Linked DNA regions of Homo sapiens: region 1 is linked to region 2. A link is an interaction called in ENCODE POLR2A ChIA-PET data of the cell type or tissue named here. Cell type or tissue: HepG2. All regions are shown on one strand. Links, peaks and the distances in the headings refer to the core of each region. The heading gives the core; the rest is flanking DNA. Region 1 has its middle 12 kb from the start of WWTR1-AS1. Region 2 overlaps WWTR1 (WW domain containing transcription regulator 1).

What was found. ChIA-PET counts read pairs that join two places held together with the same protein. Peaks named below come from ENCODE experiments on the same cell type or tissue, not always from the same donor. Only the 100,000 strongest peaks of a DNase experiment are listed, where the experiment ranks them.
Region 1: POLR2A ChIA-PET joins it to region 2 with 10 read pairs; 5 of 35 experiments call an interaction of 5 or more read pairs at or near these places.

Annotation. Positions count from the first base shown.
Region 1 is chr3:149,665,478-149,675,778 of GRCh38, forward strand. It overlaps a transcript of WWTR1 not described here. Among named protein-coding and RNA genes, the nearest start is that of WWTR1-AS1, 12 kb to the left of the region's middle. RefSeq lists an enhancer at 5,174-5,714. In HepG2, for the core only: no CTCF peak of the experiment used is centred there; a DNase peak (open chromatin) is centred at 5,504; H3K4me3 peaks cover 1,978 bases.
Region 2 is chr3:149,604,160-149,614,460 of GRCh38, forward strand. All of the region lies in intron 2 of WWTR1 (WW domain containing transcription regulator 1), which reads right to left. Among named protein-coding and RNA genes, the nearest start is that of WWTR1-IT1, 43 kb to the right of the region's middle. RefSeq lists an enhancer at 463-1,153. In HepG2, for the core only: no CTCF peak of the experiment used is centred there; DNase peaks (open chromatin) are centred at 3,632, 5,582 and 6,595; H3K4me3 peaks cover 580 bases.

The sequences.
Region 1 (10,301 bases), core at 860-8,859, 61 kb after region 2:
GCCTCCCAAAGTGCTGGGATTACAGGCATGAGTTACTGCGCCCGGCTCAGAAATTTCCTAAATATTTAAGAAGAGAATGGTTAAGTATATCTAACAGCTTAACATATGCAATGAAGATTCTGATAGTTATTTGAAAGTGTTTATGAAGACAATGTGACAACCTGAAAAATGTTTTTAAGAATTTTTATAATTTTAATGAGAAAAATTACGAAACAAAGATCTGTGAATACTATCATTATAACTTTGTTCAAAAACATGGAAAAATGAATAAAAAGATGCTAAAATTATATTAAAAACTATGTAGAAATAAAAAGATAAATATTTCTCTTTGTGTGCTTATATCTGTATATATGTGTAACATGATAACACTGAATCATCACTCTCAGAAGTACAAACCATATTATTAGTATTATTTTGGGTGTGATGAGAGAACTAATTAGCAGTGTTTGGGGTGGGGGGAATTTCAAGGTGCTCAATATTATCCATCCATTCAACAAATACGGTACATATTTTTTTAATATCCATTGTGTTCAAGGGCAGAAGTGATCTTTCAAGCTGAGCTTGGAAGAGTTTGCCACCTGATTAAAACATTTATTGTTTGACAATTTCACTCAACTCCTCCCTTTACCCAAATAAGTCACAGATCTGGTTACACTAGCTGTTCAAGCCACTGCTCTTCCTTGTCTTATTTTTCTTGGTGACAAGAGTCAAGTATATATGGGCTCTACTATTATCTCTCTGTCTCAGCATTGTCCAGACACAAGTTAGGACACTTTTCATGCCTGGTCAAAAAAGTTAATTTGTGGTTTGGAGCCAAGGAGAAGAGAGCCCTCCAAACCAAAACAAGGTGGAGAGAGGACCTGAGTATAAGAAAGCCAGTGCCTGTGGGCACCAGTTCAATTCACACATGCTTAAAAATGGCTAAATTTTCTTTAAAAATATATATTTCTAGATAATCTTAGATAAGAGAGTAGATTAATTCTCATACAGCATCTGCCACACAATACATCCTAATTTGACCATATGATTGAAGACATCTCAATCTAGTTATGATCATTAAAAGCTGTTAGTATTTCAACTATGGCAATAATAATAAATCATATTTATATAATATTTTACAGACTACAAAACAACTTCACATGTACAGTCACACACGAATCTCATAGTAACCCTGTGAGAATGGGCAGATACACCTTACTAGAACTATTTTACAGATAAGAAAACCAAGGTTTAGAAAAGTTTATGTCTTGCCAAAGGCCATTGATTTATAACAAGAGCACCAGGACTCAACCCCTCCAGTATCTCTCCGGCTTTCAAATTATATTTCTTCTGTAGTTTCCTAACAGAATCAGACTCTTAATTACTTCCTCCTCTGTGAGCATACACTATTTTGTCTTTTCCTTTAAAGAGAGGGAAAGAGAGGCTGTTTTTAAAGGCATTTTTCCTCCACTGACTTACAGTATCATTTCACAAATGTTTTGTCATCTAATGGCCATACGATGTACAGAGGCTCCTAAAATGTATATCGAAGCTTAGTTGTCTCCTCCCTCTCATTAAATAAATAAAAACTTAAATGTGTTGGAGGTACTGAAAATTCAATCAAACCCTGATTATTGGAGCGCTTGTGTGTATTAAAGAATCCTTCTGTGATGTGAATCATTATTTCTAATTAATATGAAACATTGGGTCTCTACTTTTTAAGAGTTGTATTCCTAAAATTATTTTGTAAATTGTTTAGTTGGAACTTGATGCATTTTGTTATAGGAAAAAACAAATCTTACTAATGGGGCCGGGCGCAGTGGCTCACGCCTGTAATCCCAGCACTTTGGGAGGCTGAGGGGGGGTGGATCATGAGGTCAGGAGATTGAGATCATCCTGGCTAACATGGTGAAATCCCGTCTCTACTAAAAAATACAAAAAATTAGCAGGACGTGGTGGTGGGCACCTGTAGTCCCAGCTACTTGGGAGGCTGAGGCAGGAGAATGGCGTGAACCCAGGAGGTGGAGCTTGCAGTGAGCTCAGATCGTGCCACTGCATTCCAGCCTGGGCGACAGAGCAAGACTCCATCTCAAAAAAAAAAAAAAAAATTATGAAAAAAATCTTACTAATGATGTCTAGGCAACCCAGCATCCCACTATGCTCCAAATTCGTGGAAGCCCCAAGTCTCAATCTGTCCTGATACTCTGGTTGAGTCCTTCTAGACTTGGAGGTATCACATGAAGCTCTTAACAGCCAAACAATGTTAGGACTACATGGGCACTAACCCAGTGGCTGCACGTTGTAGTTCTACTGAGTCATCATCTCCCATTTTTTGTGAATGATTTTAGACAAGAGAAATTTCACAGTTCATTCTGTATATTTCCTCCTACCTGCCATCTGTTTCACCAGAGGGAAAAGAATCTGAAGATATTTGAAAAGAGAATTAAAACATCTTGATAAGATACCAAAGAAAAAGTGAATGAGAAGACCCTTGAGATCTACCTGTCACCTTCCTAAAAAATTCTGTAACTGCTGTCTGTGAAAGTGTCAGTCAAGGCTTATCCCTCGTATAGATTGTACAGCCTGGAGTTCAACACTAGAGATGATAATAATTCAGAGTCTGGTTAGTTGGCATTAAATCTATAAAAATAATACTGGTTAATGGCTTTTAGGGAAAGAAGCCTCTAGATTTTTAGGTATCCACTTCTCTCATAAGTGTAAAAGACTGCCTTTTTCCAATTAAATATGACAACTTGTATCTTTCAGCAAGGAAGGATGAAGTTCTTTGTCTAATCCTGATTTAAATACATTATCATGTGAAAAATCTCTCTCTTCTATCTGCCCTAAGGATAGATTTTTGGGGCTGTCAAGAGCTGACTCTTGGCCAGGCGTGTAATCTGAGCACTTTGGGAGGCTAAGGCGGGCAGATCACCTGAGGTCAGGAGTTTGAGACCAGCCTGGCCGACATGGTGAAACCCCGTCTCTACTAAAAATACAAAAAATTAGCCGGGCATGGTGGCGGGCGCCTGTAATCCCAGCTGCTTAGGAGGTTGAGGCAGGAGAATCACTTGGGCCTGGGAGGCAGTGGTTGCAGTAAGCCGAGATGGCGCCACTGCACTCCAGGCAGGGCAACAGAGCAAGATTGTGTCTCAAAAAAAACAACAAAAAACTGAGTCTTCATTGCTTCACATCACAACTCAAGGTCTAAAATTTGAAGTGTTGGATCCCATTCTTAGAAAAAAATAAGTAGTTACCAATGGGGAACGGGGGATCCCTTTTAATAAATTCTCTGACAACACTGAGGCAATAGTTACATTGATTTCTCCACATAAGCTCCCTCAGACACTCCACTCACCAAAAAGTCACCTTGGTTTCAAATTTTTTTTCATTAGTGTTTGAACACCCCACAAAAAGACTGCCATGAAGTCTCATTCTGTTTGGCTGGAAAGACAAGCATAATCTAGTGGTAAATTTCAACCTTGCTAATGAATCCTCCCTTTGACTTTCTGGTCAGCTTTGCTAAATGAGTAACTTTACAGCCTCCAACACAAGCCATTGGCGTGGGAGAGACTTGGCCTTTTTTACCCAAAATCACCAAAGGCCTTTGTACAGAGTCCAAGTTTTTACCTTTAGTCAGTCTTTTCTATTTCACCACTGCCAGGGGTTTTGTTTTTGTGGAACAAGAAATAAGAACCCCACATATACAAGGTTATACACATATACAAGAACCCCCACATATACAAGAACAATACACATATACAATATACCCCCACATATACAAGAACCCCACATCTTACAAGGGAACCTCCTTTGTGACCACATAATCTTACCAAGGAAAATCCCAAATGAGTTCCTGCACCAGTCCCATTACTCTGCAGCCTGGGCAGCAGTGGGTAGCTAGTCTGGGAACAAGAGTGCTCTTCTCTTTCTGTTATCACATACCCATCTGAACTCAAAAGGGCTTCACTTAAATAAGGAATTTCCATTCTTCTAGAAATGTCATTTCACTTGAACTTGCACTTCTATCGTTTAAAGAAGACAAACAAGGTCCCCAGTACTAGAGTCCAGTGGGAGGGAAAAGGAAAGGAAACATTAAAAGTAATCCAGGGAAACTCTGAAGGTAAACTTGCCCTTCTGAAAACAGACAAAGGTAGACCTCTGCTTCCCTGCTACAATTTCTAGAAAAAGCAAAACCATCCTGAAACCCCTCTGGAGAGTTCAATTACAGCAAACTGGCCAACAATGATATCTATATTTATACAGTAAATGTGTTTAATATCATGTTCAAACTACCAATCAAGAAAAAAAAATGAATAAAAATAGATGATTACCTGGAAAATCACTAGTAAGCGTGGCTTATGGGTCAGTTCAGATCCACCAGGAAGCAGATGCCAAGATAAGAGTCAGATGAGCAGAGATGTATTGGGGAAAATGCCTGCAAAAGTTAAAGAGGAGAAAGAAGGTGAGTAAGCTAGGAGAGTATTCAGATTGCAATGCACGTCTGTCAATAGTGAAGGAGGAGGGTAGGAAGGAGGGCTGGCCAGGAAAAGTCTCAGCCCCGACCAGGCCAGTGCTTCCAAGGCAACAGCTGACCCTTAGGGGCGTCCCGCGATGGGCAGCAATGGCTCAGCTCTAGCACCCAGCTGGGCTCAACCCTTGGTAGACAAGAAACCACGGCCTTCAGTGTGAACAGTGCAAGCAATTTTACAGGTGTGGCTGGTGAAGATGTCAGCTCACTGCTGTCCTCACAGTGACTCTATTGAAGAAAGTCCTAAGCATTTACCCACATGGTTTTTATCACAGTGCGTACAGACTGCATCACACAGGCTGACTTCTCCATTTTTCAGGGCGCAGTTCATCCAAGGTTGCTGTGGGCCTTTCCTCCTCAGGGGAATCTTAGAAGAGGGCGATTAATGAGACAAACCACAGCCCCTACCGCTGTAGTTGGTCTTGAGGCCATAACTGCTATTTATCCTCTTCCTCCTTCACTATCTACTCTAAGTTTTCCATATCCAGTGCTATCCCCTCTACAGGTGCTGATGTCCAACCTGGTGGCGGACCCCTGTAGTCCCAGCTACTCGGGAGGATGAGGCAGGAGAATGGCGTGAACCCGGGAGGCGGAGCTTGCAGTGAGCCGAGATCATGCCACCGCACTCCAGCCTGGGCGACAGAGCGAGACTCCGTCTCAAAAAAAAAAAAAAAGAAAAGAAAAGAAAAGAAAATGAGGCAAGAGGTGAAGTGACTTGTCCAGGGCCTGATGAGTAGACAGAAACAGATAAAAAAAAGAAGTCAATTCTCTTTTTTTACTCACTGCCCAAGAGCTTCCTCTCTCCAGTCACCGGACTCCTGCTGCAACAGGACCAGCTAAGGAATATCGATCCAGTCTGGGAAAAAAGTTATCACACTGCTTAGGCAGATACACATTCTGAAGAAAAGGAGAAAGTGCAAATCCTCTTGCAGGAGTCCTTTCAACTCAGTTTGTGGCTGGTTATGTAAATGAGGAGGCCGTGCAAGAGAATGGGGTCATGAGCTGCCTGGGGATTAAGCATGACAACGCCGTCTGTCCTGGGAAGAAATGATACTTTGCACTTGTATAATACCTTTCATCCATCCAGCAATAATAAATAAGACTTCGTACTTTCAGCCAAATATTGCAAAAACTTAACAAATATTTAACTCATGAATCCTCAGAACCACCAAGAAGGGAACACTTTTGAAAGGAAGAAAGAAAACAGCTTCATCCTCATGATCCACTGGGGAATCTAAGGTCAGAAGAAACGGGTCTACACCTGGCCTCTCAACACCGCTGGCAGGACTCCTGACAAGCAAGGACATTCCTGTGTATGAACACTGTCTAAGGTGACCTAGACACAGGATTTCGAAAAGAGCAGAGGCAAACCAGAAAAACCCCTGCTTGTACATTCAGCCCAGGGAATCTACGAAGCTTTCAAAAGAGGTTTGGTTCTGAGTCTATAAGGGTTCTTTGAAGCCTCTTCAAAAGTTTCTGCTGGCATATCCCCTAACAGAATGTTTTAAAACCATGTACTCCTTCACAAAATTTTCAGTTGACATCTAAAATATTACATCGTATGTTTGAATAATTGCAAAGGTTGTAATTTTCATGATGTTATTAATATAGATATTTTAAAATAAACTATTGCAATTTGCTTTGAAATATCCAATTGAATCTAAATCCAAGCGATTTGATGCCCACCACATCCATTTTAAAAGTCTACAAATGAGCTCTTTTTTAACAGTCAGATGTTTTTTCCCTAAGCTCCTATTTTTATTCTACTTCTACATATTTATCTTAATGTACTATATTATTATGCTTAAAGGTCTTATTATTCATTTTTTATATTATACTTCTCTGCATTAAAAATGTTTGTAATTTTTTTATTTCCTGTGTTATTATGAAGCTGATTTGTAATAACAAATAGGTCCAGCATGTAACTGCTCAACACAATCAAAGCCTATTTCTTTCTCACAGAATAGTCCTGGGTGAGGTCCCCAGGTAAGCAAAGTGCTCCCCACCACATAGTGATGAGGGGAACCTAATTCCTTTCATCTTATGGCTTCCCTGTCTCCTAGAAAAAGGGTTTAGCTTGTGGGCCTATTTTTGTGTGCTCTGGGAGCTAAGAATAGATTTACATCTTTAAAAGGCTACAAAAAAACAAAAAACAAACAAACAAACAAACAAAAAAACAACCAGTAGAATGTGCATCAGAGGCTTTATGTGGCCGCAAAGCCCAAAATAGTTACTGTCTGGCTTTTTACCAAAGTTCGCCAACCGCTTTCCTAGAGCCTCATTCTCAATTCGTGTAGCTGGTAGAAGGAGAAAAAGCAAAGAAAAGCACAGAAGATATTTCATGGGACCAGGCCTGGAAGTGACATACATGATTTCCACTCACAAGTTGTTGCCAGAACAATTACATGACTACATGTTACAGCAAGGATGATGGGGAAAAGTAGGCTACCTACGTACCCGAAGGAGGGTGGAACAAATTGTGGGAGCCAGGTAATAGTTTCTACCATGGCCAAGCCTCTAAAGAGTCAAAAACTTATTATTATTACAATTATTATTGGTGTAAAAATATCAAAGTGACCCACATACATGTTAAATTAATATAAATAACTTAAAAAGAAACATTTTATTAGAGATATAGTTCTTAATAAGATGAATGGGACTATTTTCAATTAGTTCATGTATCTCAACTTAGAGTACTAATTTTATGCCTACTTTTTATTTTTATAAATGTTTATATAAAAAATCTTTCTATAAAAAGATATATAAGAGGATGGATGGTAATGGAAGAAGTTTTTTCCTTTTTTTTTTTTTTTTTAAGAAATAGGGTCTCACTTGGTCACCCAAACTGGAGTACAGTGATACCATCACAGCTCATTCCAGCCTTGGACTCCTGGGCTCAAGCGATCCTCCCGCCTCAGCCTCTGAGGAGCTGGGACTACAGGCGCATGCTACCACATCCAGCTGTTTTTAGAACTTTTATTGTTAACTTTTCCTATCTACTTAATGAAAAAGAAAAAGTATGAATTGCTAAAAATGAAGTCTGGCAGCTGGCATATAATGTTACTTTGTGTTAATAGGAGTAAAAATAAATGTTTTAAAAGAAGAAATAGGCCAGGTACAGTGGCTCACGCCTGTAATCCCAGCACTTTGGGAGGCTGAGGTAGGATGATTACTTGAGCCCAGGAGTTTGAGGCCAGTCTGGGCAATATAGTGAGACCCTGTCTCTGTTTTTTAAAAAAAATAAAAATTAAAAATCAGTTAAAAGAAGAAATAAGTTGAGAATTGACTATCACTGGAAAAATATTCAATGACGTAATTTCATAGAAGTAGGTTTTAATTACTTTATTCAATGATGTGTACGTTATGTAAAAAAATCAGGTGAATTTTTAATCCATGAATTCTATCTTGTGTAGTAGAGAATGTAGTAACCTCAGAAAACATTCCATTTAAATTTAAAACTATTTTTATGTTACCCCCAATTTTAGAGGGATCATTCACACTGCATTCTACAAAAGGTGAATGACACTCGGAAAGGCATGTGAAAATTTGGTATGTGCTTGGTATGGATGCATCACTCAGCCCTGAATCAGCATCAGTATCTGGCACTGCATCTGCTGCTCAGAGACATTTTTTCCAGCTAATGGCCCCTCCTAGGTTTTGAGAATTTTGTTTTGAAAATAAGTGAAAACAAAAAGCAGACTCCATTTTTAGCATTTGAAGTGTTCTTTACTTTGCTGTCATGGGTCTCTCTCTCCAGAGTTATGCATTCTTTGACAATAACCAGAGAGGCCAGGGATGGGAGGAGCCAATACTTCAAATGGTCCCTTTGTTTCCCCCTCCCCTATTCCCCAGAGGTCTCAAGATTTTGGAGGTACCAAGGTAAGAGTCAAGACAGGTAAGGAGAAGATAGGCTGTTTTGCAATGGAAGGTGAAAATAAAGAATTTGGCTGGATATGATGGCTCATGTTTATAATCCCAGCGCACTTTGGAAGGCTGAGGTGAGAATATTGCTTAAGCCTAGGCAACATAGTAGAAGACCGGCCTAGGCAACATAGTAAGACCTCGTCTCTACAAAAAAAAAAAAATTAGCTGGGCATGGTAGGCGCAGGCCTGTAGTCCCAGCTACTGGGGAGGCTGAGGTGGAAGGATTGCTTGAGCTGAGGAAGCCAAGGCAGCAGTGAGCCATGATCATGCCACTGCACTTGAGCCTGGGTGACAGAGCAAGACACTGTCTCTCTCTCTCTGTCTCTGTCTCTCTCTCTCTCTCTGTCTGTCTTTCTCTATCTCTTTCTCTCTCACACACACACACGTAAAAATTGTAGGCCCAGGCATGGTGGCTCATGCCTGTAATCTCAGAACTTTGGGAGGCCGAGGCAGGCGGATCACGAGGTCCGGAGTTCGAGACCAGCCTGGCCAATATGGTGAAACCCCATCTCTACTAAACATACAAAAATTAGCCAGGCATGGTGGTGCGTGCCTGTAGTCCCAGCTACTTGGGAAGCTGGGGAAGAAGAATCACTTGAACCTGGGAGGCGGAGGTTGCAGTGAGCCGTGATCATACCACTGCACTCCATCTTGGGTGACAGAGAGAGATTCCATCTAAAAAAAAAAAAGAATTTGTATGAAACTTAAGGCTAGCCTTCAGAGAGAACAAGCCAAAATTGATTCTCTTAAGAATCTGTACTGATACACCTCCTTAGAAAGTTACTTAACTTAGCTTGAAGATTGTTCTTTTAGGGAGATTTCTGTATACTGTTCCTTTGGTTAAGCAAAAGAGGTGTTTAGCTAAGACCACACGTCCATGTTTTCTAGTCTAGCTCTTGGTGCTAGTTTTGACATTCAAAGCTCGCTGGGCCTTCTAACTCTTATATTCTATGGTTTAAACATTCTATGGTATGTTTGAATGTTTTTCTGAAGGTTAGAGAGAACCAATGGCATTTTTAAACAAAAGGGCTAAGTGGAAAAGCAGTGTTTCTGGAAGATAAATCCAACAAAATTGTGATGGAAAAAATGTGGGGAGACCAGTTGGTAAACTATCACAGCTGTCCTTGAGACGCTAGTCCGGGGTTTGGACTAAGATGGTAGAAGGAAACCAGAATCATATATCTTACTTCTTTTGATTTTCCCCTTTTTTCTTGTTAGAAGAACTCCAGTTTTATTTGGGTATCTACACATCAGGGAAGATGACACTATCCCTGGCTCAGGGCCATATCTTGATTAATCTAAGCCAATCATGACAACCCTATACTCCTTACCAGTGACTGATTGTTTTTAAAATGAGCATGTTTTGGCCAATGAGATGTGAGACGTCTGCTGAAGGACTTTAGGGAAATATTTCTTTATTCATATTACACATACAAGAGAAACTACTGTCTGCTTCATCTGAACATTGGAGTATCTAGGGTGATGCCTAGATCTCTGGCAGCCATTTTGTAACCAAGAGGGCAGCTGGCCTGAAGATGAAGATGAGTGAACAGAGAGACAGGAATGATCAGGGTCTTTGATCATGTTTTTCAGCCACCCAGCCTCCTGATTTTTGAACTTGTATCACCAGGAGAATAATGGTACCGAAGAAATTTGGACAGCCAGAAGAAAGAGCTTAGAGGAAGACAATGAAACTACCAGTGTTAAAAGTGTCTAGTGTGAGGAGCAGTGGTGTTTCTAGGTAAAATGGCCAGAACCTAATTAAAAACATGGAAGTGGAGTGAAGGAGTAATATTAGAACTCAAAATTTCTTTCTTTTTTTTTTTGAGATGGAGTCTTGCTCTGTTGCCCAGGCTGGAGTGCAGTGGCA
Region 2 (10,301 bases), core at 761-8,760:
AAGATAAGTATTATCCCAACTTTATAGGCTAAGGACCTGAGACCTAGAAGTTAAATAACTGGCTTAAAATCACACTGCCAACACTGCCAGACAATGGCTGAGGCCTCATTCCCTGTGACAGGGCCACCCCCTCACAGCTCACTGCATGCACACCCCACCACATCCCGGGAAGGAGCTTGCACAGGACTTTAAGGGCACATGACTTGGCTTCCATCTCTACTCATCATCCAGAGATGCTCCTTAGCTAAAAGAGAAGTTAATCTCAGGAAATCAATGCTAGCAGGGCCAGGTTTTACTCTTAGGGTTCTATCTCAAATTTTAGCTACAATTTAGAAAATGCAGGAAGTGAAGGAAGGAGGTCAAAGAAAGAGCCCTGGGACTTCCAGGAGGGCCAGGTGCTCCTTGTGTCACAGTTGCTGCTACAAGGGCTGCCTTAATCCCTAGTCCCCTAGCCCAGCCCCATTCCTCCCAGCCCACATGCTGACCAGCTGCTCAGTGTTTCTCTGTAGGGTATGTGAGGGGCAGATGCAGGCCAGCCCAAGGCTGCTGGCCTTCCGTGTGCTGCCCTTCCTGCTGAAGCGGTACTGGCCCTTCTTCACACCCTCCCAGTCTGCTCAGATCAGACACACTGGCAGGCCAGAAGGCAGGTGGGAGGACAGGTGCCAGGAAAAACCAGGCATAGAGAAAGGCCCACACAGAAGCTGAAGCCATACGTTCTGCATTCTTACCCATGGAGCAAAGGAGGGAAATGTCAATGGAAGGCTTGAGGTGCTGAGGTTCATGGTCACCTTATCCCTTGGATTTCAGGGTAGTGAGATTCATGGATAGGCTTCCAAGCCTGTGCACTGAAGGAGGGAAGGGTCACTAATTGAGAAAACAAGTAATTTAGACAGAAGGAGCAGCACTAAAGGTCCAGAGGCCGGAGACAGCACAATACACAGGAGAAACTGTAAGATCATCAATATGGTTGGAGAGTGGAGACCTGGTCACAGGGCCTCTCATAAGCTAAGGCATTTGAACTTTATCCTAAATGCCAAACGAGGAGCTTCAAAGCACATGCATAATTAAGACATCTGTCTTTTTAGAAAATCACTTTGGCCACAGCATGAGAGTGGATCAGAGGAGAGTAAGACCAGCTACCAGGTAGGAGACCAGTTAGAAGACTATTGCAGGAGCACAAGCAAAGGATGACCTTTCTAGTGTAGTGACCTACACTAGAAAACATAGACAAGGGAGCAGGTTATGGAGGAAATGTATGAGGCGGGACTGAGAGAACTTGGAGGACTGGATGTGATAGGTGAGGAAGAAATAATGGGTGAGGCAGTAATTTGAGCAATGTGGTTACTGAGTTCCATAACAACGGAGAAGGAGCAAGTTCGAGAGTGAGATAATGAATTTGCTTTGGACATGTTGCCTTTGAGGTGACTGTGGCGCATGCAAGTAGACGTGTTTAATGGGCAAAAGAATAGGGTATCCAGCACTCAAAAGAAAGATTTGTGCTAGAGATTTAGACTAGGGACTTATCACCATACAGTTGCTGAAACATTTTCTCTAGTTACTAAAATGTGGTCCCGAGTTACAGACTCCCTCAAGCCCCAGCCACCCCATGAAGCTGCTTTCTTACCACTAGTTAACATTCTGAAGTCCTCTCCTGAATCTAATATCCTGTCCAATACCACTGAGATACTGGAGAAACAAGAGAACACAGCTATAAAGACAAACAGGTACTGTCACAGGTGGCATACTGCTATGGTGTGAATGTCTGTGTCCCCACCAAATTCATATGTTGAAATATAACCTCCCAACATGGGGCCTTTGGAAGGTAGTTAGATCATGGGGGCAGAGCCCACATGGAATGGGATTAAGGCCCTCATGAAAGAGGCCAGAGAGAGCTTGTTTATCCCTTCTACCATATGATGACTCGGGTAGAAGGCATGATCTATGAGGAATAGGCCCTCATAAGACACCACATCTGCTGGTGTCTTGATCTTGTACTTCCTAGCTACCAGAACTGTGAGAAATAAATGTTTGTTGTTTCCTGAGCCACCTAGTTTATGGTATTTTTGTTATAGTAGCCTGGACAGACTGAGAAACATACTAATTATTTCATGCATATGTATTTTCCTGTCCCATTCCGCTTTAAGCGTTTCAGGTCAAAAATGTGTCTGCTATATGCCCTGGGTTTCTCTAAGGCAGTCTTGGTTTCAAACATTCTGGCCCTATGCATTCTTTTATCATTAAAATTTCTAAGAAATCCCAGCATTTCCTCAAATAGTAACTGACCAAATCTAGTCAGTAAACATTATAATATATAGGTCATGAAACACTGAGGTCTACAAAAGATACACAAAACTATGGGGTGAGGAAACATCAGTATTTCTCACTAAATTACACGAATAATAGCTTATATTGATATAGCTTCTTTTGTGAGGGGTGGGTAAAATACCACTTATAGGCTCATTCAAACCAAGTGCTGAGAATAGAGTGATGGGCAATACACACTCCGCCTTCATCCAGCTTCTTGTCAGATAATGACATAAACAATTACAGTTGCTCAGAAGAAGTAAGGATGCTAACAGGGGAAACTTCAGTCCACATAAAACTCAGGGAAAGCTTCCATAAAGAGAAGACCTTTCAAGTTGAGACTTACCAGGAATTAACTAGATGATAAAGGCAGAGAAGGAAGAGATTCCAAAGGGCGGCAAATGTGTGTGTGAAAGACCTGAAGTCAGATTTAACTTTATTCAAAAAGAACTGCGAGGCATCCACTCTGACTAGAAGCAGAGCAAAGCCGGGGTGGCCTGGAGGGGAGTGATACACAGTGAATGCTTTCGCTATTGTTGGACTATTGGTTACGGTTATAATACTACTATTACAATGGTATTTTTTTATTTGTAAAGCCCAAAAATGCCACCCTCATAAAAGCAGACAAAACTCATGATATCAAGGCAAAGCCATGACGCAGTTTTAACAGATATTACTATTTTCAGTTGCTTTTACTTTTTGAAATATTCATCTTTTTTAGTATTCATTGAATAAATGCATGTGAAATCTTTTTTTATGAGGAGAAATGTGTAACATAAATATAAATCCACTAATGCTGCTTAGAAGACTGATAACACGGGTTAACTTCAGTGACCTTTGAGAATTTGACATAGTTCTTTTCTTTTTTTGAGACAGAGTTTCACTCTGTTGCCCAGGTTGGAGTGCAGTAGCGTGATATTGGCTCACTGCAACCTCCACCTCCTGGATTCACGCCATTCTCCTGCCTCAGCCTCCTGAGTAGCTGGGACTACAGGCACACGCCGCAATGCCCGGGTAAATTTTTGTATTTTTAGTAGAGACAGGGTTTCACCATGTTAGCCAGGATGGTCTCGATCTCCTCACCTCGTGATCCGCCCGCCTCGGCCTCCCAAAGTGCTGGGATTACAGGTGTGAGCCACTGCACCCAGCCTTGACGTAGTGATTTTCTAAAGAACTTACTGAATTGATCTTCCCTAAAGTTTTAAATTGATTGAAGTACTTTCCAAATTAACTAATATAACTAAAACGATAGAATTCATTCTTTGTCAGTGAGGAATCAGAGTTCTCTTCAATGATTAACAACTTTAGGCGACTGCAAAAGTCAACAAAGACCTGTGTGACTGTAAAATTTCCTCTGGTAATTCAAAAACATTACTCAGAGATTTCCCAAGAGATAACTGAAACAAAAAAAGAAAAATAAGTAATGAATAAGTACACCTCCTCTGAAAAGTACGAATAAAACCATCTACCTAGCATCTTCAACAGGAGATTCCATTAGAATGCAAGTTTCGTGAGGGCAAATAGTTTAGTCTTCAAGGCCTAAGCCAGTGCCTTGAAGTACATGGTAGGTACTCAAGAACTATTTGTTACATGAATGAATAAATAAATGAATAACTAAAGTAACTGCAAAAATCAATATCTGATATTGTTGAATTCTGAGTATAATTATTCATATACATTTATTATTTTTAATAAAAATAGTGTAAATGCCTAATTGCCCATTATATTGTTTTTATAACTTCAAGAAAGACTGCACAAAATAGAAAAAAAATTTATTTAGAATACTAATATGTACATTTTTGTATTGTAACTACCCTACCATCTGTTTCACACACATGCACACACACAAATGTGCACACACACACAACCACCATCACCAGAGCCTGCACAGTTAGCACATATTAGTTTCTCAACAAATATCTAAATTTTTTTTTTTTTTTGAGATGGAGTCTTGCTCTGTCACCCAGGATGGAGTGCAGTGGCATGATCTTGGCTCACTGCAACCTCCATCTCCTGGGTTCAAGCCATTTTCCTGCCTCAGCCTCCCAAGTAGCTAGGACTACAGGCATGTGCCACCACGCCTGGCTAATTTTTTTGTATTTTTAGTAGAGATGGGGGTTTCACCATACTGGCCAGGCTGGTTTCGAACTCCTGACCTCAAGTGGTCCGCCTGCCTTGGCCTCCCAAAGTGCTAGGATTACAGGTGTGAGTCACCACGCCAGGCCTAAATAATTTTTTAAAAGGTAAATTGCAATAATTATCAGAAGAAGAACCAAAACACAAGTGATAAAGGGTCTAAAACGTTAAGATCAGTCAAGTGGCTCACGCGCTATAATCTCAGCACTTTGGGAGGCCAAAGCAGGAGGACTGCTTGAGCCCAGGAGTTTGAGACCAGCCTGGGCAACATGGCAAAACCCTGTCTTTACAAAAGAAAAAAAATAGAAATAATACAAAAATTAGTGAGCTGTGGTGGCATGTGCCTGTAGTCCCAGCCACTCAGGAGGCTGAGGTGGGAAGATTGCTGGAGCCTTGGAGGTAGAGGTAGCAGTGAGCCCTGATCACACCATTGCCCTCCTGCCTGGGTAGCAAAGTGAGACCTTGTCTCAAAAAAAACCTAATTAATTAATTAAAATAAAATGTTAAGCTCTACACGAAGCCCTAGAAGTCATCTAGTCCAACTTCATCATGTACCAGATGGGCAGCCAAGGTCCAAAGTGCCATTCAGCTTTACACTAACAGGGCAGGGACAAGAACACTGGACTCCTCAAAGCCATCCAACTCCACCAGGAAATTTTCTTCACAAGTTTGGGTTAGCTAATCATAATCGGATTACCTACTAAAAGGTACAGAATGTGTAATGTGTTATCCACTACACCTCCCCACCTAAGAAATTATTGCGCTAGTTCACCAGGATAGGGTCAGCAAACTATGCCCTGCACCCAAATCCTACCCACTACCTGTTTTTGTACAACAGGGAATCTAAGAATGGTTTTTACATTTTTAAATAATTGTAACAAATTAAAATAATACTATTTTGTGACATATGAAAATTCAAATTTTTGTGTCCATAAATACAGTTGTATTGGAACACAGCTACTCTCATTTGTTTCTAAAACTGTCTATGGCTGCTCTCATACCACAACAGCAGAGCTGAAAATTTACAACAGGGACTTTATGGCCCATGAAGTCTAAACTATTTACCTCTAGCCCTTTACAGAAAATGTTTCTCGACCTTTGCACTAGGAGATAGCTAATGTGGCTTTAGTAAGTTTCACCTTCAAAAGAGCCAGGGTTGTCCCCACCAACTTGCAGTCACTCACATGCTATTTCCTCTTCTTTGATTACTGAAACTCCACAGCAAACTATTGTTTTTACCAGTCACCCAGAAAACGAAGATAAACGTTTCCACAGAGGAAATAATAACCTTCCTTTTCCAAGGTCCTCCTCTGCCTCACGTCCAGTGAAATTAAAAGCAATTCTTCATTCACAGGGGTTCTGTGTCATTTTCCCCAACAGAATTCAGAGGACAACATTAATTCACTTTTACAATGAAGGGCTCAGGCAGAAGAAAAGTAGCTAGTAGTGAGTTTATCCTAAGAAAAAAAGGAATGTTTAACATTTTCTGGAACGGAAAGCATTTTTGTTTTCCCTTGAGATGCTATTCTTTCTAACATCAAATGCAAACTGCCATTATATACTATACATCTTCTAAAAATTGAAAATCATAATATCCATACTTAAATTTTCAACTTTCCAGTTTTCCAATTACAAGCAAAGTACCAAATTCATACCTGCTCAGTGTTGCAAAATGATTTTAAAATGTAATGATGTTTTTGTTTGATTTTGTTTCATAGTATTTTCCTCTACCAATGTACAAAACACTCCCTTGTAACAAATAAACTAAGAAAATCGCATTCCCAGGGCCTTGGGAAATAACTTTAAGGGTGTCTCTGTTCACTTACATCATGAACCCAGCTCTTATGCTCCTAAAGTTACAAATGGCCACTCTTCGTTTTAATAGCAGATTTAAAGAAACCTAATGTTAGTTCAACACGGGTAAACAGTCTCTCACACAGTATAAATAAAGAATTCTTTGAGTTGTAAATAGTAGTTGCTCAAAGAAGTGGAAGGGTGGCTGAGGAAGACAGAGAAAAGATGCCTTCTCTCCTCTCTTTCTAGCAGGGCAGGCCAGGGAAAGGAGGCAGGACGCCAGAAGGCTGGAAGAGCTCAGCCATCCAGAAGGACAGCAGGGTTGCCAACTTCTGAAAGCAGCCACCATTCATTCACTGTTCACTCATTTGTCAAACATCAACTGAACACTCTCCTATTTATACAACATCCGGGGGACTCAAAAGAAGAAAACAGCCTGGACACTGCTGTTCATAAGAAGCCTTACTGTCCAGGCACAGTGGCTCACACCTGTAATCCCAACACTTTGGGAGGCCAAGGTGGGAGGATCGCTTGAAGTCAGGAGTTTGAGACCAGCTTGGGCAGTGAACCAAGACCCCATCTGTACAAAAAAAAAAAATTTTTTTTAAATTAGCTGGGCATGGTGGTTCATATGCCTGTGATCCCAGCTACTCAGGAGGCTGAGGTGGGAAGATAGATTGACCCCAGGAATTCAAGGCTGCAGTAAGCTATGATTGCACCACTGCTCCAGCCTGGGTGACAGCAAGACCTCATCTTTAAAAATAAGAATAATAGTAAAAGTTTTTAAAAACTTTTTTTTTAAAAAGAAGGCCACTAACATGCAGGTTAAGGCAAAATGTACGCAGAACCAAGAAAGCTGCGTAGCAAGACAATGACCCATGCCAGGGGTCAGCTAACTACAGCCTGCAGGCCAAGTCTAGCTGGCAGCTTGTTTCTGTGAATAAAGTTTTATTGGAATATGGCCACACTCACTTATCTATGTATTGTCTACAGATGCTTTCACATTACAATGGCACAGTTGAGTGGAAGCAACAGAGACCATGTGTCTGGCAAAGCCAAAAAACAATCTGGACTCTTTCAGAAAGTTTGCCTATCCCTGACATAGGCCAGAGAGGGATCAATCCAACTGGAGTAATCAGAGAAGACTATATGAAAGAACTGACATTTGATCTAAGTTTTGATTACTCAACGTTTCAAAAGGCAGAAATGGGAAAATCATATTGTGAGGGGCAGAATGGCCAAGGCGAGATGAGTCTGAGCAATGAAAGGACTGAATTTGAATGGGGTACAGGATATGAGGTGGGGAGTTGTGGCAAAGTGGCTAATGATACCTACCCAGACTACATGGTTTAACAGTTAATAACATAGCTCCAGAGTGTTTGCTAGCTTACTGGAAATGTCATTCCCCTTTTCTCTAGCTTCCTTCACATTTATGGCTAATTCCATAGCTCACAAATATGTTTGTTCACTGATTGATTACTGTGATCAATCAAAAGTTTGCATGTCAGTTTAATTTCAAAAACACTTCTATTTACATTATTGCCTAGACTTACATTTAATCCTCAATCACATCAGACATTACTATTCCTACTTGACAAATGATAAAAACTGGGCAACTCACCTCATGTCCCATATGGCGTCAGGGGCAAGAGACTGGCTTAGAACCCTGGATTCTCCAACCCATCTCATGACCCACCTTAGGAAGACACTCATATTGGAAAGGTTACCACCTGGACTGTATTCTAGACCAGAAATTCTGATAATCAAACACCAAATAATCAAACAGGAATGCTTTTTTGGGGCATATCCTTGCTATACCTGAACTGTGGCCTGATAGTAGCTCAAAATCCACATCAAAGACCAAGTTCGAGGTACATTCATTTTATACTTAATGAAATCTGGTCAATTCACATAATTTTGTTACAATGGGCATTGGGTAAACGTTCTCACAGATTAACTTAATCCATTATAGGAGGGGAAAAGAAAAAAAAAAAAACTCCACCTACCAGTATATACTTTGGCAGTTGGATCATCATTATTTTGCACTGGAAACCTAGAACCCTTAAGAGAAAGGTATCATTTGTAATTAATTTTCCTGTCCTTTGTACTTGTAAGTAAACAGGTGGTGTTCGGATGAGTCCCTTAAAAGCCCCTGTTGCCTGCCAATTAAGTAATAATATTTTCTTTTCAGGGAAGTGCCATAAAAGAGACTCTAACATCTTGGGTCACTGAGTACTTCCTATGCAGGAGGATATGAGGCTGCAACACTGAATTTTTCCACCAGCAGGATATTCAATGTGATGAGTAAATTAGCAATTAGCATGGAAAATAGGAGTTATTCTCAGCATTTGTCATATGAGAGATCAGAATTCCTGCACTCGTCACGTCTGTATAAATGGTTTCTTTAACCATGAACATCGTCTCCTCTTAACTCCCTCCCCATGTCACTCCACTCACAATCCACCTACACTGATACCTCAAAACATCTCTTCCTACACAATTTTTAATGTTTTATTCCTTTACCTGCTTGCTTTACACAAGCCTGTCTAGAGTCCTCTACAACTAAATTATTTCCATCATCGTTAACTTTAGAACACGGTTCCAATGCCAGTCTGAAAACCATTCTGAAATATCCAACAGCTCTTCTTCCAAAGTGCAGGTGGGTAGGCTGGCAGCAGAGCAGAGATGGCTTTTTATACTTTCAGGATCATAAGGGGAGAGACTACACTCTGCTAGTGTTTTGTCTTCCAGCATCCACCATCTCCTAGCCTTTCCCAACACCCACCTCTTAAAACCTGGGCAGTCTCAGAAGGCAAGACCAGGAAATGTAAAGGCACAGGACCAGACAGAATCATATATGAAAGCCTAACACAGCTTAGGGGACTGGCCTAGGAACTATGGCCAATTATCCTCTCTCTTGGCCTAATGAGATTATGTCATGAAGATGAGTACCACTCCCTACCATCAGTAATGAGAATGCAGAGGCAAGACCCAGGGACCAAGGAAAGGGTTAAAGACAAGCAGCAAGATGAAGGGTAAAAGCTTGCTGGTTCAGAAACATTATCTATCTGCCCCTGACATACTCATCTCAATACAGCCAATCTCCACTCCCGGCATCTCTTCTTTGATTTACTAACTTATATTCTTTTGTTACTTTTTTATTTTTATTTTTGGCAGGGTCTCACTCTGTTGCCCAGGGTGGAGTGCACTGGCACAATCTTGGCTCACTGCAGCCTCGACCCTCCCTGAGTTCAAGTGATCCTCCCACCTCAGCCTCCCAAATAGTTGAAACTACAGGCACATACCACCATACCCAGCTAATTTTTTAATTTTTTGTAGAAATGAGGTCTCACTGTTGCCCAGGCTGGTCTCGAAATCTTGGACTCAAGCGACCTGCCTGCCTCCACCTTTCAAAGTGCTGGTATTAGTGGTGTGAGCCACTACACCCAGCTGGGCTTTTGTTATTTTTCAACAATCAAATAATCCATGTTCATGGTGAAAGAAAATCCACACTCACGGTGAAAAAAAAAATTGTAAAATGCAGATAAACAAAAATGAGAGAGAGAGAAAGATGAATGGAAAAAAGAAAGAAGAGAAAATACATAACTTCCCTATCCATTACTAACACTTCAGTACTGGCTTCCAAATGTGTTCTTGCTTAAATGTCTTTTGAGGGGTCTTGCTTGAACTGCTTTCAAACATCAGATTTTACTTATATTTCATCTGGGAAAATCAGTTCCTCTGAGAGCTATTACTGACACACAGTCATGTGCAGCATGACTTTTGGGTCAACAACAGATGGTACATTCAACAGTGGGCCCATAAGATCATGATGGAGCTAAATAACTCCTACTGCCTGGCAACATCGTAGCTGTGGAAATGTCGTGGCACAACACATTACCTTTCTCTATGTTTAGATACACAAATACTTACCATTGTATTTGTACCACTGTACCATTGAATACCTACAGTATTCAGTACAGTAACATACTGTACAGTTTTTGTAGCTTAGGAGCAATAGGCTATGCATATAGCCTATATGTGTAGTAGACTATACTTTCTATGAT